4 separate regions of the Homo sapiens genome follow, and all the other regions are linked to region 1. A link is an interaction called in ENCODE POLR2A ChIA-PET data of the cell type or tissue named here. Cell type or tissue: HepG2. All regions are shown on one strand. Links, peaks and the distances in the headings refer to the core of each region. The heading gives the core; the rest is flanking DNA. Region 1 holds the start of LINC01569 (long intergenic non-protein coding RNA 1569). Region 2 overlaps SRL (sarcalumenin). Region 3 holds the start of GLIS2-AS1 (GLIS2 antisense RNA 1). Region 4 holds the start of LOC105371062 (a long non-coding RNA gene).

Region 1 (6,933 bases), core at 2,934-6,933:
ATTTTTAATAGAGACGGAGTTTCGCCATGTTGGCCACGCTGGTCTTGAACTCCTGCCCTTGGGTGATGCACCTGCCTTGGCCTCCCAAAGTGCTGGGATTACAGGCGCGAGCCACCATGCCCGGCCAGCTCCTTGTTTTCTCAATCGGGGGTGTGGTGGGAGAAGCTGCTTTGGGGAACTCATTCCTTTCTTCAGCTGCCAGATTTAGAGCTGGTCCTGCCGCAGCCCCCAGTCCTATCCCCTCCTCTGTCAGCACAGGTTCTTGTCAACCAACAGAATAAACTTGCGACTCAGCAGGGCAAGAGGAGAAAGGAGACAAAGGCAGAGGATGATATAACGCCATCCCTGCCCAGGACCTGCAGGACAAGGGAGGCCAAGCCGGCCAACTCAACAGAGTGAAAATGACAAATGCTACAAGGCCACACAGCATCGAGGAAAGCACAGACAGACAGCTGGTTCAAGAAAGGACAGGAGGATGGACTAGGATGCGGGGGAACACCGTGGAGCCAGAAACACAAAAAAATCTGAAGCTGAGGACAGCATGGCCAGCTGGCTCCAAGAGGCTGTTTGAGGATTTGCATGTGCTTTACATACTGGTCTGGGGCCAGTTAGTCAACTGATAAGGGGGCCAAGGTCACAGGAAGGGACCCCTCTTCCACTCAATAGCCCTTCAAACATCTAGCAGAGCTGGGGCATCGCTCTGCTGCACGGCCAAAGACACCCCCAAATCATGGCACCAAAGGCACGTTTTTATTATAACCCACCCAGTACCAGAAAGACATAGAAATGGCCTTTCTCTATAAAATATAGCAAGAAAGCACGAACTGGAAGTACTAGTGGAAGAAAAACAGGAAGGCACACAGTATGGAACCATTCGTAAGACTAACGGGAAAAAATGACACCATATATTTCAGTCCCTCACATGTGTGTAACTTGACCACCTGCCCAATTCAGTGTCCTTAAAATAAGAGCAAACCAAATGCTTGGAAGGAGTGAAATTATTTCAACTATTGAGACTCGGCAAGAATTTCTTCTGAGAATCCTCGTAAAGAGGAAACAGATACAGCACAAGGTAATGACACTTGAGAACATTCTTAGAACAGACATACATTTTCCATGAAGTTTATCCCTAATAGAGACTCTTAAAATAGGGCAGGGGACCAGCCAGGCGCGGTGGCTTATGCCTATAATACCAGCACTTCGGGAGGCCAAGGCAGGTGGATCAGTTGAGGCCAGGGGTTGGAGACCAGCCTGGCCAACATGGCAAAATCCTGTCTGTACTAACAATACAAAAATTAGCTGAGCACGGTGGTGCATGCCTGTAATCCCAGTTACTCGGGAGGCTGAGGCAGGAGAATCGCTTGAACCCAGGAGGCGGAGGTTGCAGTGAGCCGGGATAGCACCACTGCACTCCAGCCTGGGTGACAAAAGTGAAACTTCATCTAAAAAAAAAAAAATAGGGCAGGGGAGGCCACAGAGAACCAAGAATGCCTGGCCCCGCCTCAAAGAAATCACCCCCCAAACAGGGTCCATGACACATGCTTAGGACACTTCTCCTGAACTGTCACCTTACATGCTGTTGGTAGGAGAGAAAATTGGTACCATGCATTTGGGGGATGGTAGCTACTAAAATCTAGTTATAATAGCCCTAAGTTGGAAACAACATAAATGTCCACCATGGCCAGGTGCGGTGGCTCATGCCTGTAATCCCAGCACTTTGGGAGGCCGAGGTGGATGGATCACGAGGCCAGGAGTTCAAGACCAGCCTGACCAACATGGTGAAACCCTGTCTCTACTAAAAATACAAAAAGTAGCAGGGTGTCGTGGTGTGTGCCTGTAATCCCAGCTACTCGGGAGGCTGAGACAGGAGAATGGCTTGAACCTGGGAGGCAGAGGCTGCAGTGAGCTGAGATTGAGCTATTGCACTCCAGCCTGGGCGACAGAGCAAGACTCTGTCTCAAAAATAAATAAATAAATAAATAAATAAAAATAAATAAAATGTCCACCACTAGGTGAATGGATAAACAAACTGTGGTCTATTCATACAATGAAATAGTACTTAGCAAGAAAAATGAACATTTATGTTTACATAAAAACATAAATAAATCTCAGAGATATTGTGTTGAGCAAAAGAAGCTAGACAAAAAGAACTTACGTGTTGTATGACTGATACAAGCTTCTAGAACAGGCAAAACTCCAGCCTGGCCAACATGGTGAAACCCTATCTCCACCAAAAAATTGAAAAATTAGGCCAGGCGCAGTGGCTCACGCCTGCAATCCCACAACTTTGGGAGGCCGAGGTGGGTGGATCACCTGAGGTCAGGAGTTCGAGACCAGCCAGGCCAACATGGTGAAACCCCGTCTCTACTAAACAAAAATTACCTGGGCGTGGTGGCGGGCGCCTGTAATCCCAACAACTCGTGAGGCTGAAGCAGGAGAATCACTTGAACCCAGGAGGCAGAGGTTGCAGTGAGCTGAGATTGTGCCACTGCACTCCAACCTGGGCAACAACAGTGAAACTCCACCTCAAGAAAAAAAAAAAAAAAATTAGCCAGGCGTGCTGGCACACACCTGTGGTTCCTGTTACTCGGGAGGCTGAGACGGGAGAATCACTTGAATCCAAGAGGTGGAGGTTGCAGTGAGCTGGGATCATGCCCCTGCACTCCAGCCTGGGCAACAGAGCGAGACCCTGTCTCAATCAATCAATACACAACAGCGAAAACTAATATACTGTGACAGGAATTAAAACCAAGGCCAGGTGTGGTGGCTCATGCCTGTAATCTCAGATCTTTGGGAGGCCGAGGTGGGAGGACTGCCTGAGGACAAGAGTTTTCAGACCAGCTTGGGCAGCATGGTGAGACCTTGTTCCTATTTTTTAAAAAAAGAGAAGAAATTAAAACTATGGTGAGATTCCACCATACACCTACCAGAATACCTAAATAATGATAAATCTGACAATACTAAGTGCTGGTGGGAATGCAAGGCAACTGGAACTCTCATAAAAATGGTAGAGAATAGAGAACTACATACACATAAAACATTAAAAAACGTGTAAATCTGAGTAAGTCCCATGTACAGTACCAATGTCAATTACCTGGCTTCTATGCTAACTGTAGCTATGCAAGATGTTAACACTGAGGGATACTGGGTGATCTCCCTATACATCTCTTTCTTTTAAAAAAAAAAAAAAAAAAAAAGATAGGCCAAGAGCAGTGGCTGACGTCGTAATCCCAGCACTTTGGGAGGCCGAGACGGGCAGATCACCTTAAGTCAGAAGTTTAAGACCAGCCTGGCCAACATGGTGAAACCCGTCTCTACTAAAAATACAAAAAAATTAGCTGGGCGTGGTGGCGCACACCTGTAATCCCAAATAACTCGGGAGGCTGAGAAAGAAGAATCACTTGAACCCGGGAGGCGGAGGTCCACTGCGCTCCAGCATGGGTGACAGACCGAGGCTCTGTCTCAAAAACAAATAGAGATGAGGTCTTGCTATGTTGTCCAGGCTAGTCTAGAAATCCAGGGCTAAAGCCATCTTCCCCCTTCAGCCTCTCTAGTAGCTGAGACTACAGGTTAGAACCACCAACCCAGACTTCTCCCTGTACATTTCAATAATTATTTCAAAACTTAAAAATCTGAAAGAAAGCAAACTGCTTGATAGTGGCAGAAAGCAAGCATGAGGGGATTCTGGGGCTTGCTGGGGGTGTTGGCTACCTGGGTGTATGTTCAGTTTGTGAAAATTCACGGAGCGCCTAAGCTATGCACCCTCTTCTGAATGTGTTACCCAGTACTCCAATAAAAGGCTTTTGGCCCTGGAGAGGTGGCTCACGCCTGTAATCCCAGCACTTTGGGAGGCCAAGGCGGGCGGAGCACCTGAGGTCGGGAGTTCGAGACCAGCCTGACCAACATGGAGAAACCCCGTCTCTACTATAAGTACAAAATTAGCCGGGCGTGGTGGCGCATGCCTGCAACCCCAGCTACTCAGGAGGCTGAGGCGGAAAATCGCTTGAACCCGGGAGGCGGGGGTTGCGGTGAGCCCAGATCGCGCCACTGCACTCCAGCCTGGTCAACATGAGCTAAATTACGTCTCAAAAAAAAAATAAATAAATAAAACAGCCGAGCTGGAGGTGTGTGCCTGTAATCCCAGCTACTCAGGAGGCTGAGGCGGGAGGCTCGCTTGAGCCCGGAAGGTGGAGGCTGCAGTGAGCCGAGATCGCGTCACTGCACTCCAGCCTGGGCGACACAGCACGACTCTTTTAAAAACAGGTTTTGTTGAGTGCCGCATTGATCCGGTCCCTCCCACGCCCCCTGTGCTTCACAAAAACGTCAGGTCCGAGCTCCGGCGCGGCGGTCTCCTCCTCCGCGGGTCCGGGCCGGAACTCGGCAGAAGGACGAGCAGCTCCTTGGGGCCGGCAGTCTCCCATCGCACTGAGATTGACACGGCAATGTTTCGGATACTCTGGGTAAAAATTAAATGTCTTACGAAAAGTCCTGTCACCCGTTTCTTGATTACTTTTTACGGCGGCTTCCAGAACCTTTCGTCAGCGCGAGCTCCATGCCCGGAGGCCGCCGTCACCTGCTCTCCGGGAAGGCCCTGGGCAGGCAGGCAGCGCGCTGAAGGAGTCCGGGAGCAGATCGTGCGAGAGAGCGCGCGGGCGCCAGGCGCGGGGGCGGGGCCAGACGTGCGTGCTGGCGGGAGCGCGCGCGCCATGGCCTGAGGCGTCTGGGAACATGCGCGGCGAGGGGACGGGCGGGGCGAGTCCGGGAAGGGGCGGGGCCGCAGCCGCGCCCCTGACTTCCACCGCCTGCGGGTGAGACCGCCTACCATCGCCCGGCGCGCTTGAGCATGCAAGGGGAGGTGGGATTCCCCTGGCCCGCCCCCAAGCCACGCCTCTGGCCTATGAGAACTGAGCTGTCCCGCAGGGACCGAGAGAGGAGCCTCCGCTTTCGCAGGGGCTGGGCGTTCCGGGCGCACTGCGCCCTCTGTTGATCCTCTTAGGAGCTGCGTGGGGACCGTCGGGCCTGCCGTTTCGCACCTGGCCGAAAGGGGTCGCTGTGCCGGGCCAGATCCTATGTAAATTTAGCTGGATAATCTCAGCAAGAGAAAATTGGCTGCAGTGCAAAGAAGCCAGGCTCAAAAGGCAGGGTTATCCCATTTCTATGACATGTCACAGGTAAGACTATGGCAACATAGATCAGTGGCTCCTAGGGGCTGGGTTGACCACCAAGAGGCATGGGGGGCATTGGAAATGAAGGAACTAATTCATATCTTTTTTATTTTGCTTTGGTTTTATTTATTATTTATCTATTTATTTATTTTTGAGACAGTTTCGCTCTTGTTGCCCAGGCTGGAGTGCAATGGCGCGATCTCGGCCCACCGCAACCTCCGCCGCCTGGGTTCAAGCGATTCTCGTGTCTTAGCCTCCCGAGTAGCTGGGATTACAGGCATGCGCCACCACGCCCGGTTAATTTTGTATTTTTAGTAGAGACAAGGTTTCTCCATGTTGGTCAGGCTGCTGTCGAACTCCCGACTTCAGGTGATCCGCCCACCTTGGCCTCCCAAAGTGCTGGAATTACAGGCGTGAGCCACCGTACCCGGCCTGTTTTATTTTTTCTTTAAATCATATCTTGATCATAGTGGTGGGTAGGAAACTATGCATTTGCGTGTAGGAAACACGCAAAACCAAAAATCAGAAAGTGTGACTTCTACTAAATGTAACTACTTTCATTTTTAAAAATTATTTATTTATTTATTTATTTTTTAAGATGGAGTGTCGCCCTGTCACCCAGGCTGGAGTGCAGTGGCACAATCTCAGCTCACTGCAACCTCCACCTCCCCGGTGCAAGTGATTCTCCTGCCTCAGCCTCACCAGTAGCTGGGACCACAGTTACTGGCATTCGCCACCATGCCAGGCTAATTTTTGTATTTTTAGTAGAGACGGGGTTCCACCATGTTGGCCAGGCTGGTCTCAAACTCCTGACCTCAAGTGATCCGCCCACCTCGGCCTCTCAAACTGCTGGGATTACAGGCGTGAACCACTACTGTGCCCAGCCTAATTTTTGTATTTTAGTAGAGTTGGGGTTTCACCATGTTGGCCAGGCTGGTCTTGAACTCCTGACCTCATGTGATCCACCCGCCTCGGCCTCCCAAAGTGCTGGGATTACAGGTGTGAGCCACCACGCCCAGCCAACTACTTTAATTTTTTAAAAAAGATATTAAAACCAGAAAGCAGGTGGTTGCTGGAGACTGGGAGGAGGGGGAAGGAGTGACTGCTTCATGGAGTCATTTTGGAGTGACGGACATGTTTTGGAACCAGGTAGGCTGTGTAACACTGTGAATGTATGAAGTGCCATTGAATTGTTCACTGTAAAATTCCAAGAAAACCTGCAGACTCCTGCCTTTCTGTGAAGAGTTCGTGTCCACTGTCATCGTGGGGTGAGCTGTGATTCTGCCTTCTGCTCTGGCCTCAGTCCCCAAGCACCCAGCACTGTGAGCATGAGGCATAGGAGGGGACCACGGTGTAAATCGATCTCTGGTCACGGAAGAGTGAAGGATTTAAAGGACCATGGCCTAGCCTGGGCAACATGGCAAAACCCTGCCTCTACAATAAAATATAAAAAAGTCAGCCGGGCCCAGGCCAGGCACGGTGGCTCACACCTGTAATCCCAGGACTTTGGGAGGCCAAGGTGGGTGGATCACCTGAGGTCAGGAGTTCAAGACCAGCCTGGCCAACATGGTGAAACCCCATCTCTACTAACAATACAAAAATTAGCTGGGCATGATGGTGGGTGCCTGTAGTCCCAGCTACTCAGGAGGTTGAGGCAGGAGAATCGCTTGAACCTGTGAGGCAGAGGTTCCAGTGAGCCAAGATCGTGCCATTGCATTCCAGCCTGGGTGACACAGCAAGACTCCATCTCAAAAAAAAAAAAAAAAAA
Region 2 (7,225 bases), core at 1,253-5,252, 54 kb before region 1:
AAAGTGCTGGGATTACAGGCGTGAGCCACCGCGCCCAGCCGCCTACTGTCATATAAGTGAAATCAGACAGTATTTGTCCTCTTGTGTCTGTCTTCTTTCTTTTAGCATAATGTCTTCATGGTTCATCCATGTAGCAGATATCAGAATTTCATTCCTTTTTAAGGCTGAATAATAATTTATGTATGAACAGACCACATTTTCTTGATCCTTTCATCCATTGATGAACATTTGACTGGTTTCCATGTTTTGGCTATTGTGAATAATGCTGCTATGGACATTGGTGCAGATGTCTTTTTTTGTTTTCTGTTTTTTCCAAATTTTCTTTTTTTTTTTTTTTTTTTTTTTTGTGAGACAGAGTCTCACTCTGTCGCCCAGGCTGGAGTGCAGTGGCGCGATTTTGGCTCACTGCAACCTCTGCCTCCTGGGTTCAAGCAATTCCGCTGCCTCAGCCTCCCAAGTAGCTGGGACTACAGGCACCCGCCATCACACCCAGCTAATTTTTTGTATTTTTAGTAGAGACGGGGTTTCACCATGTTGGCCAGGCTGGTCTCGAACTCCTGACCTCAGGTCATCCTCCTGCCTCAGCCTCCCAAAGTGCTGGGATTACAGGCATAAAGCCACCATGCACAGCCTTTTTCAAATTTTGTATTTTAACACGTGCATGTGGCATAACTTTTCTTTCCTTTTTTTTTTTTTTTTTTGAGACGGAGTCTCGCTCTGTCACCCAGGCTGGAGTGCAGTGGCACAATCTCAGCTCACTACAATCTCTGCCTTCTAGGTTCAAGCAATTCTCATGTCTCAAGTTCCTGAGTAGCTGGGATTACAGGAACGTGTCACCATGCTTAGCTAATTTTTGTATTTTTTTTTTAGTAGAGATGGGTTTTTGCCATGTTGGCCAGGCTGGTCTCAAACTGACGGCCTCAAGTGATCCACTGCCTTGGCCTCCCAATGTGCTGGGATTACAGGCATGAGTCATAATGTCCGGCCAGTGATTTAAATTTTCATGGTGCTTTTACATACAACATTCAAATCCCAACAATCACACAAGAATATTGATTACCTGTATAGAGCTGATAGCGAGTATTTTCCAGCCCAAGGAGGTAGTTTATCATGGTAGATTTACCAACACTCCACGGTCCCAGGAACAGTACCATGGGCTTGGAGGTAATCTCTCCATCTGTGGGCAACAGGAAGTAGAAATGGAATAAAACTAACAAAAGTTCACACAAGGGGTATGGCACCGTACTCCAAAGCATCTCACCGTCCATCCAACTGAGTTGTGGAATTCTCCATGAATCAGACGTGTGTAGCCCCCAGTGGCGCTTCTCTTGCTACGTAAGTGTGATCACCCAGTAAAAAGACACAGAAGTCACTTTTGGGCCTTGCCCAGATCCTTGGCACGTCTGCCCCCACCACAAGAAGGATCTCAGTGAATTCAACAAACCCTGACTCCGAACTCACTCTGGGTGAGGTCTCCTGGTTAAATCTGGAGGAGAAAAGCCCATAGAGAAAGGAGGACGGAGCTTCCACATGGAGAGAATCTGGGTTGAGAATGGAGGATGGATGTGGAGCAGCTTGTATAATCTTGGGTGGTCTGGACTCAGACCCTTCCTGTCTCCAGCCTCTGCAGCTCTCCTCTCCTCCAGCCTGGGGCTCCCCAAATTCCCAATACAGCCTAATCCTGGACTCTGAGGCCAGTGTCTCTCTCTCTCTTTCTGCCCTCTTTTGTTTAGAATCAGGGTCTCCGTTGCCCAGGCTGAAATGCAGTGGTGCAATTGTGCCCCACTACAATTACTGGGCTCAAGCAATCCTCCCACTTCAGCCTCCCAAGTAGTAGCTAGGACTACAGGCATGCACCACTATGCCCAGCAAATTTAAAAATTTTTTTTTGTAGAGATGGGGTCTTGCAACGTTGCTCAGGCTGGTCTCAAACTTCTGGGCTCAAGCAATCTTCTCACTTGGCTCCCCAAAATGCTGGGATTACAGCTATGAACCATTGCACTTACCCTCTTCTAGGGCCACTCTCAAACACTAGCCTCTAAAGTCCATGACAAATTTGCCAGTGCCCAAAACCAAACAATGAACTGGCAATTCTTGGGTCCTGCATCCAATGTCCTTCCGAAGGCCATGTTGGGGAGATGACCCTGCAAGGGCCACTCCAGGTGGGTCCCTAAGAGGAAAAATAGAATGCTCTCGTGCTTTCAAATCCAGTGGACAGGGAGGGAAGGGGAGAGGCTTTCAACGTGGGGTGTGGTCAGTCTTATTGCAGATTTTCAGGCCTCAGCTCTTCCAGCTCTTCTCTGGACTACAGCACAGAGGGCCAGTCCTGCATAACTCAGCACTGAAGTTCTCCAGACTCGTCTCCCTGAGGCCAGCAGGCCACCCTAAAAACACTAGGCACTCCCCTTTTGTTTCATTTATTTATCATGATTTTAATTTATTTAATTTCTTGGTTCAAAGATCAGGAATATAAAAAGGTAAACAGTGAAAAGTCTCCCATCTCCATCCCAGTCTGCCTCAGCCCTGACACCCCCTGGAATAGGTAACCACTGCTGACTTCTTACATGTTATTTTAGACATTTTAATGCATATATAAGCAATATTTGTAGCTAACATATTCCCCATCTTTTTTTTTTTTTTTTTTTTTTTTTGAGACAGTGTCTCACTCTGTCGCCCAAACCACAGTGCAGTGGTGTGATCATAGCTCATATAGCCTCAACCTCCCAGGCTCAAGCGATCCTCCCACCTCAGCCTCCTGAGTAGCTGAGACCACAGGCATGTACCACCAAGCCCAGCTCATTTTTGTATTTAGAGTAGAGATGGGGTCTTGCCATGTTGCCTAGGCTGGTCTCCAACTCCTGGGCTCAAGAGATCCACCCACCTTGGCCTCCCAAAGTGCTTCTATTGCAGGCATGAGCCCGGCACCCAGCCCCTCCCCATCTTCTTTTCTTTTCCTTTTTTTTTTTTTTTTTTTTTGAGACAGAGTCTTGCTCTGTTCCCCAGGCTAGAGTGCAGTGGCACAATCTCAGCTCACTGCAGCCTCTGCCTCCTGGGTTCAAGCCATTCTCCTGCCTCAGCCTCCCAAGCAGCTGGGACTACAGGTGCGTGCCACCACGCCTGGCTAATTTTTGTATTTTTAGTAGAGATGGGGTTTTACCATGTTGCCCAGGCTGGTCTCGAACTCTTGACCTCAAGTGATCCACCTGCCTCGGCTTCCCAAAGTGCTGGGATTACAGGCGTGAGCCCCCACACCCGGCCCCATCTTTTTACAGAGAGCGTTGCCATATGCTTCCTCTTCTGTATCTTGCCTTCGGATGCTCTGGTCTTCCTTCTCCGAGGCTAAAGCTCAGTCCTAACCAGGTGGTGTCTTATACATGGCAGGCACATGTACGTTGCCTGAAAGCAACACCATGGCCCTGCCCCATCCCTCCCTGTCTGTGAATACACAGGAGACACTCACATCTCTGTGGAAGTCAAGCCCTGGCTGGGGGCCAGGAAGGGATAAGGAGGCTGAGAGGGTGGCAGGAATCCCCAGTTACAGCCACAGAGATGTCACAGTATCTTAACACCGGCCCAGGCGACACCAAGGAGAGCCCTAGATGTTCCGGTTCTCCGAGACAAACCACAAACAGGGCCCTTTCCTGGTGCTGTGGTTTCGGCTCCTCACAGCAGGGGGCACCGCTGGCCTATACAGGAGGTGGGAGGTGAGCCTGGGAGAGGTTACAAGGAAGCTGGCCAGAGACTAGGAGTTAAGAACCAAGCCCAAAAGGTGAGTGCAGGGGCAAGGAAGCGGGACCTCCCTGCAGAGCGCCATGCCCTGGGGACTCTGGAGCTCCTGGCCCTGCTGCTGTACACACAAGTTTCCTAGGAGGGCCAAGACTCCGGGTCTTAGGGCCAAGAGAGAAAGAAAAACCCTTCGGGAGGCTCTGCAAGCTCATACCAATAGCTGTGCATCCACTACAAAGGGGGGCGATAATTGGCTGCTAGGCTACAAAAAATAGTACAGGTAGCTGTGGAACAGGGTATTCCCTGCTTCCAGCTGTGTGATCCTGGGTAACCCAGCACGTCTCTGGGCCTCAGGCTCCCCTCTGTAGAGCAGGAAGAATACAAACCCTATTACACCCTGGCCACTTACAGCCATCCAGAGCATCAAATGAGATCATATAGAAACAGCCCAATTAACACAGGGAAAGATTTCTAATCTCATTCAAAAAACAATAAGATACCACTGCTAAATTTTTTAAAGATGAGTAACATTTTTAAATTGCATTGCTGTTGGGAAACAAGGACTCTCATCTACTGTTATTGTGAGTACAAATTGGTATCATGGGAGACAATATGGCAACAACTAGCAAAATGTTTAATTCCAGGGTTCCAATTTTTTTTTTTTTTTGAGACAGGGTCTCACTCTGTCGCCCAGGCTGGAGTGCAGTGGTGCAATCTCAGTTTACTGCAATCTCTGCCTCCCAGGCTCAAATGATCCTCCTGCCTCAGCCTCCCGAGTAGCTGGGACCACAGGCGCATGCCACCATGTCCAGCTATTTTTTTCTTTTTTTGAGATGGAGTCTCACTCTGTCACCCAGGCTGGAGTGCAGTGGCACAATCTCGGCTCACTGCAACCTCTGCCTCCCCAGTTCAAGTGATTCTCGTACCTCAGCTTCCCCAGTAGCTGGGATTATAGGCACCCACCACCACACCCAGCCAATTTTTGGATTTTTAGTAGAGGCAGGGTTCTGCCATGTTGGCCAGGCTGGTCTCAAACTCCTGGCCTCAAGGGATCTGCTCGCCTCAGCCTCCCAAACTGCTGGGACTATAGGTGTGAGCCACTGTGCCCGGCCATCGGATTGTTTTTAAAAGTGCTATGAGCCATCACGCTGGGCCCAATTTTTGTGTGTGTGTTTTGTTTGTTTGTTTGTTTGTTTGTTTGTTTGTTTTGAGATGGAGTCTTGCTCTGTTACCCAGGCTGGAGTGCAGTGGCACAATCTCAGCTCACTGCAACCTCTGCCTCCCGGGTTCAAGCAATTCTGTTGCCTCACCCTCCTGAGTAGCTAGGATTACAGCCGCCAGCCACTAGGCAGGGCTAATTTTTGTATTTTTAATAGAAACGGGGTTTCACCATGTTGGCTGGGCTGGTCTCGAACTCCTGACCTCATGATCTGCCCGCCTTGGCCTCCTAAAGTGCTGGTATTACAGGTGTGAGCCACCACGCCCGCCCCTAATTTTTGTATTTTTTGTAGAGATGGGGTCTGACTATGTTTCCCAGGCTGGTCTCAAACTCCTGGGCTCAAGCCATCCTCCCACCTCTGCCTCCCAAAGTACTGAGATTACAGGCGTGAGCCACCAGGAGGGTGCTGGTTTTCCAGAGCATGGCGTGGTCACGCAGGGGAGGAGCACACAGCTGTCAGAGGGAAGGAGGGAGGTTTCCACACACACAGCTCACCTAACAGGATCCCATGTTTGTAAAAACAAAAAACAACATCCATCTATGTGCTCACACATGAAGAGGAAATGCTTGGAAGGCTTCACTATAACGATGTGTTTCTCTGGGAGTCGAATTAAAGAAGTTGGAGGTCGGCTGGGAGCGGTGGCTCACGCTTGTAATCCCAGCACTTTGGGAGGCCGAAGCGGGCAGATCACGAGGTCCGCAGACAGAGACCATCCTGGCTAACATGGTGAAACCCCATCTCTACTAAAAATACAAAAAATTGGCCAGGCGTGGTGGCAGGTGCCTGTAGTCCCAGCTATTCGGGAGGCTGAGGCAGAAGAATGGCGTGAACCTGGGAGGCAGAGCTTGCAGTGAGCCGAGATTGCGCCACTGCACTCCAGTATGAGTGACAGAGCGAGACTCCATCTCAAAAAAAAAAAAGCTGGAGGTCAAGAATATAATTTTTATTTTTCAACGTATACCATTCTGCACTATTTGAATTTTTGCAACAAGTGTGTCTTATTTTTATTATTTTGAAAATCAATTTTGTAAAGAATCCAGGCCCAAGGGAAGCAGAGTGGAAGGGCAATAGCAGGAGGGGAAGGAACGGAGTGATCAGAGGACTCAGGCACCACCCATGAGTAGACAGGGGGCACCTGTGGCCTCTGGAGCACAGGAGGGATTGAAATAGGCATCATCGCCTTTGAAAACTCAAATGTGCATGACTGAAGCATAAAGGCTTAAAACCAAAATGCATCTGTAACACCCTGGTAAAGCATCGCGCTGTGCTGGTGAAAGGGTAGTTCCGTGATGGAGGTGTCGTCCTTTCCAACTCCCAGGGGGAGCCCAGACCCAGACCCACAAGTCCTTGCACACATCATGAATGAGCTCCTGAACCTGTGTGGGTACCGGGAGAGTCCAGGCCGGTCAGCAGTGTGGCCCCGCCGACAGGCCTGCGCCGTACCCGTAATCTCAAGCCCTACCTGTTATCTCAAGCCCTACCTGTGATCTCATGCTGCCGGAGCTCATTGTACTTGTAGGACTGCTCCAGAGGCTTGATGGATGAGTGGTAGATCTTCCGAAGCCGCTGCAGCACCGCTGGAGACAGAGAGGGCCGGGGGAAGAGCATCACGCAGGTGCGATCCAGGCAGCTCCTCCATTGTGGAGGGGCCTCACCACCCAGGGCAGCTCCACCCCTGCCTGGTGGGCAGCAAGTGCTGTTTGCAGCCCAGCGACTGTGCAATGTATTTGCATATGGGGAGCTGGCCCACATCTCAACTCGCAGAAACCTCCAAATGAAAAGGCATTCTCCTACCCACCCCCAAAGCTTCCTGAACTGTTTGGTTATTTTATTTTATTATTTATTTATTTATTTAGAGAAAGGATCTTGCTCTGTCACCCAGGCTGGAGTGCAGTGGTGCAATCATAGCTCACTGCAGCCTCTAACTCCTGGGCTCAAGTGATCCACCCACCTCAGCCTCCCAAAGTGCTGGAATTACAGACATAAGCCACTGTGCCCGGCCTGAGCTGTTTTTTTTTAAAACCTCTCTCCTCCTTCCTCACCTCAGTAGTGTGTCTGAAACCTTGTCTCGGCCTGCTGCCTCACTGCAAGCCCTTTCTTTGGTGGATGAGAATTCCATCTCTGTTGCCCACCTCTGTGTGTGCTCCCTGAGGCTTAGAAGGCAAAGAGGCCCAGCACCCAGCAGGCGCGCAGAACAGCACCCTGGCCCTGGCGTTGGCCTGTCAGTGTACTCCCAGACACTCCCCGGAGGGGTGGGGTCAGATAACCCAGGTGGCCTC
Region 3 (7,225 bases), core at 1,496-5,495, 74 kb after region 1:
ACGTTACGGACGAAGGAGAAGCACTCAATAGTGATTGGATGTGCAGCACTGCATTGGTTTCTCCCTGAAACCCAACATGGGGGTCCTATATAATCCCATTTGGGATGAGGGGGATGAGGCGCAGACTGAAGAGACACGCAAAGGGAGTAGCAGAGCCGGGTGGGGCCCCAGATTTCGAGTCCGGTTCTGTTGCCTGGTCAGGAAGGGGGGCCCTGAGAGGACGAGCCCTCCTGCCTGGGGCCCCCAGCAGGCCCTGCCCCTGCCCGCCAGCCCCTGCTGCTGGGCGGCCAAGGAGGGTGGAGCTCTTGGCCAGAGCAGGGAGCCGCAGCTGGTTCCCAGGAATCTGGGGCTGTGGGGCCGTTTGCTTTGGCAGCAGATCTGCCCTCGGCTCTCCAAGCCTCCTGGTGGGCCCCCCACCCCAGCCAGCCCCTCCAGCGCCCACCCACTGCCTGCTCTGCTATCCCTCCTAGCCCCACAAGTCCCTGGGCGGGGAGGGGGTACCAAGCCTGAGCCCCTGACATAGGAAGGGCCAATAGTGAACATGGCTTCTGGACTTACCTGGGGTTGAAACCCAGCTCTGCCACGGACAAGCTGTGGGACCTTGGATGGGTCACTTCACTCCCCTGAGCCTCAGTTTTTGCATCTGTAAAATGGGGATGAAACAGCACCTGCCTTCACAGTACCCGCACCTGGCTATGGGTACTGTCCTCATGCTGCTTGCCCGTGGCTTCTGGTTGTGGGTTTGCCACCTACTTGTGCAGCCTGGGCTGGATGCCTCCCCCTTCAGCCCTCAGTTTCCCCATCTGTAAGACCATACTGCTGAAGTGATGGTTCCAGTAATAGACTCAGGGACACCCACAGACCAGGGTTTCTCTGACTGGTTCAGGAGTGACCAGGGACTCACTTCCTCTTTCTGTTAAATTAGAAGATGACGGGCTGGGCGTGGTGGCTCCTGCCTGTAATCCTAGCACTTTGGGAGGCAGAGACAGGAGGATGGCTTGAGTCCAGGAGATCGAGACCAGCCTGGATGACACAGGGAGACCCCCCCATCTCTGCAAAATAAAAAATTTAAAAATGAGCTGGGTGTGGTGGTGGTGCACCTGTGGTCCTAGCTGCTCTGCAGGCTGAGGCAGGAGGATCTCTTGAGCCTCGGCGGCAGTTAGCCATGACCACGCCACTGCAGTCCAGCCTGGGAGACAGAGCAAGACTCTGTGTCTTAAAAAAAAAAAAAAAAAAAAAAAAAAAGGCCAGACTTGGTGGCTCACGCCTGTAATCCCAGCACTTTGGGAGGCCGAGGTGGGCGGATCACGAGGTCAGGATATCGAGACCATCCTGGCTAACACGGTGAAACCCTATCTCTACTAAAAAAATACACACAAAAAAATTAGCCGGGTGTGGTGGTGGGCGCCTGTAGTCCCAGCAACTCAGGAGGCTGAGGCAGGAGAATGCTGTGAACCTGGGAGGCGGAGCTTGCAGTGAGCTGAGATCGTGCCACTGCACTCCAGCCTGGGTGACAGAGTGAGACTCCATCTCAAAAAAGAAACAAACAAAAAAAACAAAGGTGACCACATAGACTTCTGAGAGATGCATCTTGAGGCCTTGTCTCCAAGTTCTCAGCTAAATGGCCACTGCTGACCAAAAGCGCACTCGCAGGACACTCCAAGGCAAGGGGTGTTCCTCACATTGCCCTTGACAACACTGCCACGCTGGTCACTCACCTGACCCCATGCTGCTGGGAGCGGGGCAGGGATGCAGCCCCATCTTACAGAGGACCCGCTTCCTTCTGCAAAGAGACCAAGTGGTTCTCAGGGTGGGTGCACACAGCCCCCCAGTGCACCCTGCACCTCCACAGGCTTAGGGCCTGCCAGCCACCCTCCCCCAAGCAGGAAAGGAGGAGCTTTTTTTGTTGTTTTTTGAGACAGGCCGGAGTGCAGTGGTGTGATCTCGGCTTACTGCAGCCTCAAACTCCCCAGGCTCAGGCGATCCTCCCACCTCAGCCTCCCGAGTAGCTGGGACCACAGGTCCCTGCTTCCACGCCCAGCTATTTTTTTTTTTTTTTTTTTTTCCGAGATGGAGTCTCACTCCGTCGCCCAGGCTGGAGTGCAGTGGCGCGATCTCAGCTCACTGCAACTTCTGCCTCCCTGGTTCAAGCGATTCTCCTGCCTCAGCCTCCCGGGTAGCTGGAATTACAGACACCTGCCACCACGCCCGGCTAATTTTCGTATTTTTAGTAGAGAGAGCGTTTCGCCATGTTGGCCAGGCTGGTCTGGAACTCCTGACCTCAGGTGGTCCGCCCTCGGCCTCCCAAAGTGCTGGGATTACAGGCATGAGCCACCGTGCCCGGCCACCGGCTGATTTTTTTACTTCAAACGGGATTTTTCCATGTTGCCCAGGCTGGTGTAGAACTCCTGCACTCAAGGGATTCTCCTGCCTCGGCCTCCCAATGTGCTGGGCTTACAGGCGTCAGCCACCGCGCCTGGCCTAGAAGGAGCTTTATTCAGAGCAGGACTCCAACCAGCTCCCTATTAGCCTAGTGATCTCAAGCCTCAGTTTCCCCATCTGTGAGATCGGGAAAATGACAGCAGCTACTGCCAGGCAGGGTTGTAGAGGGGTCATTGAATCCATGGACAGATGGGCCTGACACGTGGTCAGTACCTAATGGTCCTTTACCCCCTCTGGTGTATGACCCACCCCAGGCCAAGGGGCCCTGGAAGAGACTGTCTTTTCCGGGCCTTAGTTTCCCTGAGTGTGCTGGGTCGCCCCGTGCCTTCCAGTAGGGAGGGTGGGGACAGTGGCCGGCCCCGCCTGCCAGGGCGGGATCCTTGGCTACCTGGCCTGGCCGGGGACTGCGGGCGGGGGGCCGGGTGGCTCCGCCAGCGCTGCAGCTGGGGGCCGTCTGCTCGGGCTGCGGTCGGGCACACAATAGCAGCCATTGTCTCGGCCAGGGTGGCGGGGGGCCCGCCCAGCCCACCCTCCGGGTGACCCCCGCCCTGCGGTGGGTGGGAAGGGCAGGGCCCGGTCCCCCGAAGCCCCCGCCGTCCCGGTGGTCCCCGCGGCCGCCCCCGCGCGCTTCCTCCCTCGCCGCAGCCGCTTCCTCCCGCTCGCCCCGCTCTAATTAGTTCCTTTTGCAGCTGGAGGAGCCGCGCAGCGGCCGGTTCCGCGGCCACCCCCACCCCCCACCGACAACCCCAGCCCTCGCCCCAACCCCTGGGCCCTTGCGTGTGGGGGCGCTGCCCTGGGCGCATCCCAGGCTGAGTGCTCGAGAGACGCGGCCCTGGGCTCTGTGCACCCTCCACGCTGCGCTGTCCCACCGGGGGGAAACTGAGGAACGGAAGGCTCCACCAGGAGGCGCAGAGGGGCGTGGGGCCGGCGGGCCTTGCGCTGCGCCCGGGGAGCATCCACGGGGTGCCCCCACCTGACCGAGAGCCGGCTCCTGCCCTCGGGACCCCGCAGTAATTAGCACCCAGGCCTCTGGCTGAGCTTGTCCAGAGCCAGGCTGTCGGCCTTACGCTGGGGAGAGCCACGGCCACCCGCTCATGGGCACTCACTCAGGGTTCCCTGGTTGCAGGCCCGCTGCTCCCCGCTCTGGGCCTCCGAGGCTTTCAGGAGAGCAGGAACCTAGCTCTCGCCTGCCCCCTTCACCCAGCCGGGAACAAAAGCACAGAGCAGAGCCCAGAACTGGCTGCTGCCGGTCGGGGCGGGGGTGGAAGGGGAGGCTTTAAGCCTGGCCAAGGTCAGAACTGAAGCAGGGTCACTGACCGTCTCCCCTCTGGGGTGGGGCCTCCATTGGAGGAAAAACTCTGGGTGGGGAGGGCCTGGAACAGGGATGCTGGGAGGTGTAGGGCTGGGGGCAGCTCCTTCCTTTCCCGGGGGCAGGGACGCAGGCCGTGTGCCGGGCTCTGGCCTGCATTGGAATGAACCCCTGCCTCCCTGGCAGGACCCAGTGGCAGGAAGTGTGTGGGGGTGCCCCTGGGGACTGGACCTGCTGATGAAGGGGGTGCATTGGAGTCCTCCCTCTGGCTTTGGGCCGTGTGGCTGGCCCCACCTGGGGAGACAGGCTCCTCCTGGGGAAGTGTCCCCTGCAGGCCCTAAGAACAAGGTGACTCAGGGCCCCTGGCTCCCCGAGTCCCCATCTGTCCTGGGAAGGCAGTGGGGCAGGTGCCAAAGGATGTTGCTTGGGCAGCGCTGCCAGTGAGTGTCCCCGTCAGCTGGAATTCCCAGTTCCCAAACCATCCTGCCCTTGTGGTCCCCTTCTCCGGAAGGGTGGGGGTGGGGGTGAGGACAGAGGCTGTGGGGAGGCCTGTGGCCCCAGGCCAGCCAAGGGACCAGGCCACCAGCCCTTCCTGGCTCCTGAATTCTTCATCAGCATAAATATTTACTTCCTTCCTCCCCGTCCAGGCTTCCAGCACAGAGGAGCTTCGGGGAGGCTGGATTGCGCCTGTGTCTAAAAATAAACAGGTAGCAGGACGATAGACACACAGATAGACAGATGGAACTGGCAGGGGTTCAGGCAGAGGGCAACTCCCTGTCCAGCCAGAGAAACAGTGGAGGGGACCCTGGTCCATCCATCACTGTCACCCACCCACCTGCTAGCGGGGGTGTGGTCCCTACCCCACCGCATCTCTGGGAGCCCCTGGCCCATGCATGGCCTGGGAGGCAAATTCAAACAATCTGACAGCTCCAACAGGGGCGAATCGCAGACCTAGGTCCCACGGCCTAGTGCAGCTGCCCTGGCTCTGATGATGCAGCCTTGGGAGAGGTGGGCAGCCCCCCTGTGCTGAGACCCCCGTGTCAGCCATGTTGGGGTGGGGTCTGGGGATGTGTCCCTAGAAGCAGAGGATCTCCAGTGAAGGGGGGACCATTTTATGCCCTACTTGCTTGGAGAGTCAGGGCAGAAGGGGAGGACGTGGGAGCTGCCTTCCTGTCCTGCCCTGTGGACAGCATCTCTCCCCACTCACAGGCTATGCTAGCCCCCAGGGAAACACACGGGGGCATATCCAAAGTATTTCACCATGTAGTAGTTATGTCCACCATGGCCGCCCTTTGGTATTGAGTAAAGACCCCAATACCGCGAAAGACGGGATCTCACAGCGTGATTGTGCGGCAGTTAGATTTTCAAGTTGTAATAATCCCAATGAACAAACGCAAGGAAATGTCGTGTTTAACCGCGTAGGAAAAGATTGCTGCTCTGAATGTGAAGTTTGGGTTTAGAATGAAGTGTTGACCTTGTTCTTGGGTCGGTGGATACTGTTAGATCATTTGCATGTGAGGAAAATTACACCAGGTGGGGCGAGGTGGCTCACACCTGTAATCACAGCACTTTGGGAGGCCGAGGTGGGCAGATCACCTGAGGTCAGGAGTTTGAGACCAGCCTGGCCAACATGGTGAAACGCTGTCGCTACTAAAAATAGAAAAATTAGCTGGGTGTGATGGTGTACACCTGTAATCCCAGCTACTTGGGAGGCTGAGGCAGGACAATCGCTTGAACTCGGGAGGCAGAGGTTGCAGTGAGCCCAGATCACACCACTGCACTCCAGCCTGGGTGACTGAGAGACTCCATTTCCAAAAAGAAAATGAAAATTAAACCAGTGAGAAATTCTAAGAAAAATGATGAAAATTACAGCATGGGAAGTGATACTAAAAGAATACCATCTCCAGTAAAAAATAATTTCTACATATTTATATATTAACCGCCAGATACAGCTGGTCAACTCCACCAACCCTGCCCCAGCTGGCCAGGCCAGGCCACAATCCCCAGCTGCCCCCTGGTGGCGACCCAGCGCCCTGGGGCTCCCTGGCTTGCGATGCCTCTCCTCTAGGCCTCTGCAGGGAGGGCGGTGGGGCCCCTGGCTGTGCCCACTTTCTCGGTTTGCCTGGTGCGAGTTCCTTGGTGGTGAGCGTGGCTACCTGCCGGCCATTTCAGAGGATGCTCCTTGCCCCCTGGCCTGGTTCTAGATCTTTGGGGTCAAACAGGGCGGGAGTCCGGAGCATGGCTCCTGCTCTGTCAGAAAAGGCTGTTAGGACACGGCTAGCCAGTTCCCGGGAGATCTGGCTTCAGGCCTTGAATCTTGTTGGGAACAGGCCCCCCAAAATCTGGCTGTAAACTAGCCCCAAAACTGGCCATAAATAAAATCTCTGCAGCGCTGTGACATGTTCATGATGGCCATGACGCCCACGCTGGAAGGTTGTAGGTTTACCAGAATGAGGGCAAGGAACACCTGGCCCACCCAGGGCGGAAAAACTGCTTAAAAGCGTTTGGCTTTTTGTTTGTTTGTTTGTTTTTGAGACGGAGTCTTGCTCTGTCGCCCAGGCTGGAGTGCAGTGGTGCGATCTCGGCTCACTGCAAGCTCTGCGTCCCGGGTTCACACCATTCTCCTGCCTCAGCCTCCCGAGTAGCTGGGACTACAGGCGCCCGCCACCACACCTGGCTAATTTTTTTTTTTGTTATTTAATAGAGTTGGGGTTTCAGCGTGTTAGCCAGGATGGTCTCTATCTCCTGACCTCGTGATCTCCCCGCCTTGGCCTCCCAAAGTGCTGGGATTACAGGTGTGAGTTACTGCGCCCGGCCACAGGCGTTCTTGAACCACAAACAATGGCATGAGTGATCTGTGCCTTAAGGACACGCTCCTGCTGCAGATAACTAGCCAGACCCATCCCTTTATTTCCCATAAGGAATACTTTCAGTTAGTCTATAATCTATAGAAACTATGCTAATGACTGGCTTGCTGTCAATAAATACGTGGGTAAATCTCTGTTCAAGGCTCTCAGCTCTGAAGGCTGTGAGACCCCTGATTTCCCACCCCACACCGCTATATTTCTGCGTATGTGTCTTTAATTCCTCTAGCGCCGCCGGATTAGTCTCCCGACCGAGCTGGTCTTGGCAAATCTGATAGTTTTTCCACTTCTGAGCTCTGCGATCTGAGGCGATGCCTGTAAAAGACGCAGTTTCGCCAAGCGTGGTGGCTCAGGCATGTAGTCCCAGCGTTTTGGGAGGCCAAGGCAGGAGGATCGCTTGAGGCCAGGAGTTCGAGATCAGTTTGGGCAACATGGAGAGACCCGATCTCTACAAAAAAGAAAATTTTTTTTTTTAATTAGCCAGGAGCGGTGCCTGCCTGTAGTCCCAGCTACCAGGGAGGCTGAGGTGGGAGGATCGCTTGAGCCTAGGAGGTCGAGGCTGCAGTGAGCTATGATTGTGCCACTTGCACTCCAGCCTGAGTGACAGAGC
Region 4 (7,225 bases), core at 1,842-5,841, 70 kb before region 1:
AGTGTAGAGAACAAGGGCAGGCCTGGGAATCGGGAGACCTGAATTTAAGTCTCATCTTTGCCACCAGCTCCCTCCGTGACCCTGGGCCACATTTTTCCATTTCCAGGCCTCAAACTTCCTCAATTTTAAAATGAGTGGGTTGGGTCCGGACACAGGGCCTCATGCTTGTAATCCCAGCCCTTTGGGAGGCGGAGACAGGGGTATTGCTTGAGGCCAGGAGTTTAAGTCTGGACAACATCGTGAGACCCTGTCTCTAAAAAAAAATATATATATCTATATATATAGATATATAATAGACATATATAGTATCTATATAGATATATAGACACATATATAGTGTATATAAAGATATATAGACATATATAGATATATATAGACATATATAGACATATATATAGACCTATATAGACTATATATAGACATATATATAGACCTATATATATAGACTATATATATAGACATATATATAGGCCTATACATAGACTATATATATAGACCTATACATATAGACACAGACTATATATATAGACCTATATATAGACATACAGACTATATATAGACATATATAAGACCTATATATAGACATATATAAGACCTATATATAGACATATATAAGACCTATATATATAGACATATATAGACCTATATATATAGACATATATATAGACCTATATGCATATAGACATATATATACCTATATATAGACCAATATAGACCTATATATATAGACCAATATAGACCTATATATATATAGACCTATATATATAGACCTATATATATATAGACATATATATAGACACACATACACACACACAAATGAGTAGGCTGGACTATATGGCTCTTTCATGATCCAATTCCCTGCCACTTCTAGGTGTTAAGTTACAGGAGGAGGACACAGATGAGAATAAAAGCTCCCTAGTGAATACGGCAATGATGGCCAGGTTGGCCACTAAGCAGCTCTCCCCACTCTCCACCATTGTATCAGCTCATTCTTACCCAGAAGTCACCTAACTCCTTTCCAAGGACTTTCCTTCTCTTCTCAGGCCATCAGGGTACCAGATGTCTAAATGATCTCCACTCCAAAGCAACAGCCAAGAAAACCCAGGAAATTAAAAATAAATTCCTTTTTCCTTTCAGTAACTCCCTGCCCAGCCCTGGGTTAGCTGGAGAGGTCCCTTCCCAGGTTCCAGTATACCCAGGGGGCCAAACAGGGAAGCCGTTCCACACTGACACCAAAACACTCTCACAGGGAGTGATCTATCTCTGCCCTGGGAAATGCTGGGGACACAGCTGGCTTGCAGGGCAGAGGGAGTGACCTAAACCAGCATCCTGTCAGAAGACATGCAATGCCCTGCATTGAGATCCCTGTCACTGGGCAGGTTTCAAAGAGAGGCCAGGCAGGGTGCGGTTGCTCCTACCTGTAATCCCAGCACAGAGGCTGCAGCGGGAGAATCGCTTGAGATAAGACGTTTGAGACCAGCCTGGCGACAGAGCGAGAAGCCCAATTTATTTTATTTTATTTTTGAGACGGAGTTTCACTCTTGTTGCCCAAGCTGGAGTGTAGTAGCACGATCTGGGCTCACTGCAACCTCCACCTCCTGGGTTCAAGCGATCCTCCTGCCTCAGCCTCCTGAGTAGCTGGAATCACAGGCCTGTGCCTCCACACCCGGCTAATTTTGTATTTTTAGTAGACGGGTTTTACCATGTTGGTCAGACTGGTCTCGAACTCCCAATCTCAAGTGATCCACCTGCCTTCGCCTCCCTAAGTACTGGGATTACAGGCGTAAGCCACAGCGCCCGGTAAACTTTTTTTTGTTCGTTTTTGTGTTTAAGACAGAGTCTGGCCTTGTCAGGCAGGCTGGAGTGCAGTGGCTTGATCTCGGCTCACTGCAACCTCTGCCTCCCAGCTTCAAGCAATCCTCCTGCCTCAGCCTCCCGAGTAGCTGGGACTACAGGCGCCCGCCACCACGCCGGCTAATTTTTGTATTTTTAGTAGAGGGTTTCACCATATTGCCCAGGCTGGTCTGGAACTCCTGACTTTGTGATCCGCCCGCCTCAGCGTCTCAAAGCGCTGAGATTACAGGCTTGAGCCACCGCGCACGGCGTTAGCAAAAATTCTTTCAAATAAAAAATTAGCCAGGTGTAATGATGCACACCTGTAGTCCCAGCTACTGGGAAGGCTGCGGCAGGAGGATCGCTCGAGCCTGGGAGTTTTGAGATTGCAGTGAGCTGAGATCAGGCTACTGCACTCCAGCCCGGGCGACAGAGCGAGGCTCCGTCTCAAAAAAGATAAAAAAGTAAAAACCTAAATTAGCCGGGCATGGTGGCGCGCGCCTGTAATTCCAAGTACTCGGGAGGCTGAGGCGGGAGGATCACCCAAGCCCAGGGAGTTCGAGGTTGCAGTCTCAAAAAGAAAAAAGAGTAGAAAAGAGAGGAAGAAGGTAGGAAGGAAGGAAGGAAGGAAGGAAGGAAGGAAGGAAGGAAGGAGGAAGGAAGGGAGGGAGGGAGGGAGGGAAGAAAGAGAAGCTAATGACCACTTGATCCTCGTAAGGCCTTTTCAGTTCCTAAAATGACTGATTCAGGAAACCCCAAGAGCCACAAGAGTCATTCTATTCAGATGATGACCCTCCCTGACCCTCCTGGTTTCTGGAGTTTTCATTCGCTAAGGGCTGCCCTTCGGTTTTCAATTACTGGCGGAGAGGGCGGTTCGTTTCTGGCGGGGAAGGGAGGTGACATTCCGGTAGGAGAATCTCCTAAAACTCGCATTTCCTGTTTGCCCTGGGCGCCGGCCTCAGGTGGAAACCTCACCCCGATAACTGAGGGCAGCAGTCGGCCTTGGGCGTTCTTCCGTCACCCAGGTCTCCAGAACCTCCCGGACTCAATGGCAAGTCACTGCACAAGTTCAGGGCCTTTTCGGTCCCGATCGAGGATCTGGAGATCTCGGGGCTTCCCGGTCGTCTGCCCCACAGCCCACGAGGCGGACCGACCTGCGGGGTGAGGCACCGGGAGCGCATGGCAGCCCCGGCCTCGGCCTCCTGGCGCCCTCCCAGCCACGCGGTGAATGCCTGAGAGGACAGAGGTTCGCGGCCCTCCCCATCCCACCGGCAGCGACCGCAAAGCCCGGGAGCTGAGTCCGCGGCGTGAAGCGGCGGAGGTCAGCAGCGAGGGGGCAGGGCCGGCGCTGGCGGCCACGGAGCTTGCGCGTCGCTGGGCTCGGAACCCAGGGACGCGAGCCAGCGCTGGGAGCTGGCGGAGAGACGGCTCTGCCATCCGGCTCAGGCAGTGGGCGCCCGCCCCGCCCCCAGCGCCCACGCGACTCCGGCCCCGAGGCTCTCCCGAGCGCAGCGTTCTGGAAGCGCCGCCGCTAAGCGTCTGCGTCTGCGCCTGCGCTGACCCCAGTCCCGGACTCGGTCCGAGGCGCGCAGCCCGGAGGGGGCGGGGCCGAGCCCGAAGGGAAGGCAGTGCGCATGCGCGGGGCGAGCCGGCCGGCACTGTCACAGCTGAGCGGCCGCGAGATCGGTCCCTGTCCGCAGGGTCGGGTAGTGGCCCCCTCGGGGACAGCGTGTGAGGATTCGGGCGCGAAGGACGGGGTCAGATTCAGCCAGGTGCCCACTTTCCCCACGGTCACGACCCTGGTCCAGAACTGCCCTGCCCCGGGCCTCAGTTTCCCCACTAAGGAGAGGAGGCGTGCCGGGGAAATCTGAGGCCCTCCCCAGCCGCGACCTTTTCCCTCAGACGAAGGAAGAGTGGTCGTACCCGGCCGCGATCACCGAAGCCTCCAGCCCTGTCCCCGCACGGATGCTGGAAGCCCGTCCACGCCGCGCGGGGAGTGGTGGCCCGGGTGCTCCTACGACCTGGGGGCCCTGTCACCGCGATCTTAATTGATTCCCAAAGGATCCAGAAAAGGGACACATTGGCGCCCGCCCAGGGCGGGCGGGGTCCCCCGGGCGGCCAGGCCGATGGGGTGGATGGGCTTCTGCTCGCGGCCGCCTTGTGGGGCGCTGGCATCGGATTGGAGTGGGGCAGCATCGGGGGAGGACAGAGACCCCACGCTCCCCCCAACGCAGCAGACCCAGGGGCAGGCCCTTGGCTCCTGCATGCCACGCTCCGGCCTCCCCATATCGCCCTAGCACCGCTGCCCGCTGGTCTTCCCTTCTCAGAAACCTGCAGTGGCCTCAGGCCTAGACTCCCTGGGCTTCCCCTGAAGGCCCAGTATTCCCTAATTCACCTCCTCTCACCTTGGCTGCTCTTCCATTCCCTTATCCCCGCCACACACAGCGGTCTTCCCTTGTCTGCGTCTGGGCGCCCTCGATCTTCCCGTGCTCCACCCCCCTAATCTGTGACCCACCAAACCTGCCCATCCCTCAAAGTGTAGCTAAAACTCCACTCCTTCCCCAACCAAACTCCATAGCCCCACAGTGTGTCTCAGTATTCTCTGAAGAGCCCTGAGGTTGTGTCAATTGATTCTTCTCAACAGAAGTAATCCATTACATAATTTATCAACTTATATGCATTGATCAGGCTTTGCAAATAATTACATTTGCAAATGAGAAAGACAGTCCTTTGCCAGACCCCTGTATCCTGATTTGCAATTGTGCGCTGTATCCCTTACTAGATGGCTACATCCCCCAGGGGAGAGACTATGCCTTAATATGCAGAATATCTAAATTTTTTTGGAATCGTGGTGGGAAAAAATTAAGAAGTTTGGAAAAAATGGAAATATAACATCTTTTTGCACTCTTCACAATACAAAATCTCATCTTTTAGTGGGTCTGAAAAATATACAGTGCACAATATGCTGTCAGCTCTAGATTACCGCAAATCAATGTGATGGAATAGAGTAGAAAGGATATTGGGATGGGTACGAAATTGGCCTTTTGGTGTGGTTTGTCTTGCATTAGCAGAGTGAACTCAGGCCGAACTCAGGCAAAACTGCACCTCTGTAGATGCAGTTTCCCCACATTAGATTTGGATTTAGGAATAAGAAATATCCCTGCCCCCATCTACTTTACAAGATCATGGTAAAGATCAAATATGAAATGGAGATGGAGTTAAGATTTTTTTAAAGTATTTTTTTGTTCAGGAAATAATCCTCAGTAAATTTTCTAATGAAAATTACTTTATATATATATATATGTGTGTGTGTATATATATGTATATATATAATTTTTTTTTTTTTTGAGACGGAGTCTCACTCTGTCACCCAGGCTGGAGTGCAGTGGCGCCATCTCGGCTCACTGCAAGCTCCGCCTCCCAGGTTCACGCCATTCTCCTGCCTCAGCCTCCCAAGCAGCTGGGACTACAGGCACCCGCCACCACACCCGGCTAATTTTTTTTTTTATATATATTTAGTAGAGACGGGGTTTCACCGTGTTAGCCAGGGTGGTCTCAATCTCCTGACCTCATGATCCACCCGCCTCGGCCTCCCAAAGTGCTGGGATTACAGGCGTGAGCCACTGCGCCCAGCAAATTTTTTATATATTTTATATATAAAAAATATAAAATATATATAGATATATATAGAGATATATAATATATATATATTTTTTTTTGAGACAGAGTTTCGCTCTGTCGCCCAGGCTGTAATGCAGTGGCGCGATCTCAGCTCACTGCAATCTCCACCTCCCAGGCTTAAGCGATTCTCATGCTTCAGCCTACAAGTAGCTGGGACCACCGGCATGCACCACCACGCCCAGCTAATTTTTGTATTTTTGGTAGAGACGGGGTTTCGTCATGTTGGCCAGGCTGGTCAGCATTCTACAGACAACCTCATGTCACATCACACTACTCTCAGTTTCTATTTGTTTTGTTTTTTAACGGAGACAGGTTCTTGCTCTGTTTCCCAGGCTGGAGTGCAGTGGTGGGATCATGGCTCACTGCAGCCTCTACCTCCTGGGCTCAAGCGATCCTCCAACCTCAGCCACCTGAGTAGCTGGGACTACAGGCACATGCCACCACACCCAGCTAATTTTGTTGTTGTTGTTGTAGAGAGGAGGTCTCACTATGTTTCCCAGGCCAGTCTTGAACTCCTGTCCTCAAATGACCTTCCCACCTTGGCTTCCTAAAGTGTTAGGATTACAGGTGTGAGCCACCTAGCCCAGCCAGTTTGTTTTTCTAATGCTTTTTTATTGCCTTTACTTTCTTCTAAAGAAAAATGATCTGAGGTGAGAGGATCACTTGAGCCCAGGGGTTTGAGACTAGCCGGGGCAAGATGACAAGATCCCATCTCTCTAAAAAAAAAAACACTCAGCCTGGAGTGTAGTGGTGCCATCTCAGCTCACTGCAACCTCTGCCTCCTGGGTTCAAGCAATTCTCCTACCTCGGCCTCCCAAGTAGCTGGGATGACAGGCACCCTCCGCAATGCCTGGCTAATTTCTGTATTTTTAGTAGAGACTGGGTTTCACCATGTTGACCAGGCTGGTCTTGAACTCATGATCTCAAGTGATCTGCCCACCTCGGCCTCCCAAAGTGCTAGGATTGCAGGCATGAGCCACCGCACCCAGCCAAAAAAAAAACCTTTTTTAATTAGCTGGGTGTGGTGATGTGCACCTATAGTTCCAGCTACTTGGGAAGCTGAGCTGAGGAAGGAGGATCGTTAGAGGCCAGTAATTCAAGGCTGCAGTGAGCTGTGGTTGCATCACGTCACCCAGCCTGGGTGCAGCCTGGGTGACAGAGTGAGACCCTGTCTCAAAAAACCGCACAGACACCTTCTTTACTCCCCCAAACCCACTTATTCACTCTGATGGCACACGGGTGATGAGCTCCTGTGTGTCAGGCACTGTGCTAAGTACCTGGCCACCTGTTTCCCCACACTCATGGACTTTACATATGTATTTGCACACACCTTTTGCATATAACCATGTGTAACCCCCATGGATTCAGATGATACATCCACTTACCCTTAAAAATACTCCATTCATGCCCCTCACTTTATCTATGTTTATCCTGGTCCCGGATTGTGCTTTCTCCGTTTTCTGTTTCTGTTTCTCTATCATCTTAATGGCAGACAATGTGAAGATGGTGAGGCTTGTGAAACAGTACAATTTTGAGGCAGATTCTGGCATATTACTTAACATTTATCTTTAAAACAGTCCTCCTTCTTCCAGGCAAGAGCTCTGGATTTCTCCCGGGAAAGGGTGGAAGAGGGACGCAGGGTTGGGTGGGTGAACAGGAGTGGCCTTAGTTGGGTCATGTTGCTCAGTTGCTCAAAGACCAAGGACTGCAG

The links. ChIA-PET counts read pairs that join two places held together with the same protein. Peaks named below come from ENCODE experiments on the same cell type or tissue, not always from the same donor. Only the 100,000 strongest peaks of a DNase experiment are listed, where the experiment ranks them.
Region 2: POLR2A ChIA-PET joins it to region 1 with 26 read pairs; 19 of 35 experiments call an interaction of 5 or more read pairs at or near these places.
Region 3: POLR2A ChIA-PET joins it to region 1 with 15 read pairs; 17 of 35 experiments call an interaction of 5 or more read pairs at or near these places.
Region 4: POLR2A ChIA-PET joins it to region 1 with 10 read pairs; 18 of 35 experiments call an interaction of 5 or more read pairs at or near these places.

What each region holds. Positions count from the first base shown.
Region 1 is chr16:4,249,167-4,256,099 of GRCh38, forward strand. It overlaps LINC01569 (long intergenic non-protein coding RNA 1569), which reads right to left and starts at 4,623. Exons shown (of 3, transcript NR_039999.1): 1 at 4,481-4,623; 2 at 2,156-2,868. RefSeq lists enhancers at 3,505-4,127, 4,192-4,401 and a silencer at 4,632-4,891. In HepG2, for the core only: a CTCF peak has its summit at 5,014; a DNase peak (open chromatin) is centred at 4,855; H3K4me3 peaks cover 605 bases.
Region 2 is chr16:4,196,739-4,203,963 of GRCh38, forward strand. SRL (sarcalumenin) reads right to left here. Exons shown (of 6, transcript NM_001098814.2): 3 at 6,428-6,523; 4 at 1,061-1,177. Among named protein-coding and RNA genes, the nearest start is that of SRL, 42 kb to the right of the region's middle. In HepG2, for the core only: a CTCF peak has its summit at 3,673 (motif pointing right); a DNase peak (open chromatin) is centred at 3,683.
Region 3 is chr16:4,324,712-4,331,936 of GRCh38, forward strand. The region is part of intron 1 of GLIS2 (GLIS family zinc finger 2); the gene reads left to right. GLIS2-AS1 (GLIS2 antisense RNA 1) reads right to left here and starts at 3,629. Exons shown (of 4, transcript NR_110901.1): 1 at 3,549-3,629; 2 at 1,719-1,783; 3 at 559-643; 4 at 1-64. RefSeq lists enhancers at 39-823, 3,857-4,857. In HepG2, for the core only: CTCF peaks have their summits at 3,335 (motif pointing right) and 3,646; DNase peaks (open chromatin) are centred at 3,640 and 4,395; H3K4me3 peaks cover 1,028 bases.
Region 4 is chr16:4,180,585-4,187,809 of GRCh38, forward strand. LOC105371062 (a long non-coding RNA gene) reads right to left here and starts at 3,374. Exons shown (of 2, transcript NR_188654.1): 1 at 2,809-3,374. RefSeq lists silencers at 2,942-3,591, 3,602-3,671 and an enhancer at 3,244-3,538. In HepG2, for the core only: no CTCF peak of the experiment used is centred there; DNase peaks (open chromatin) are centred at 2,707 and 3,397; H3K4me3 peaks cover 1,313 bases.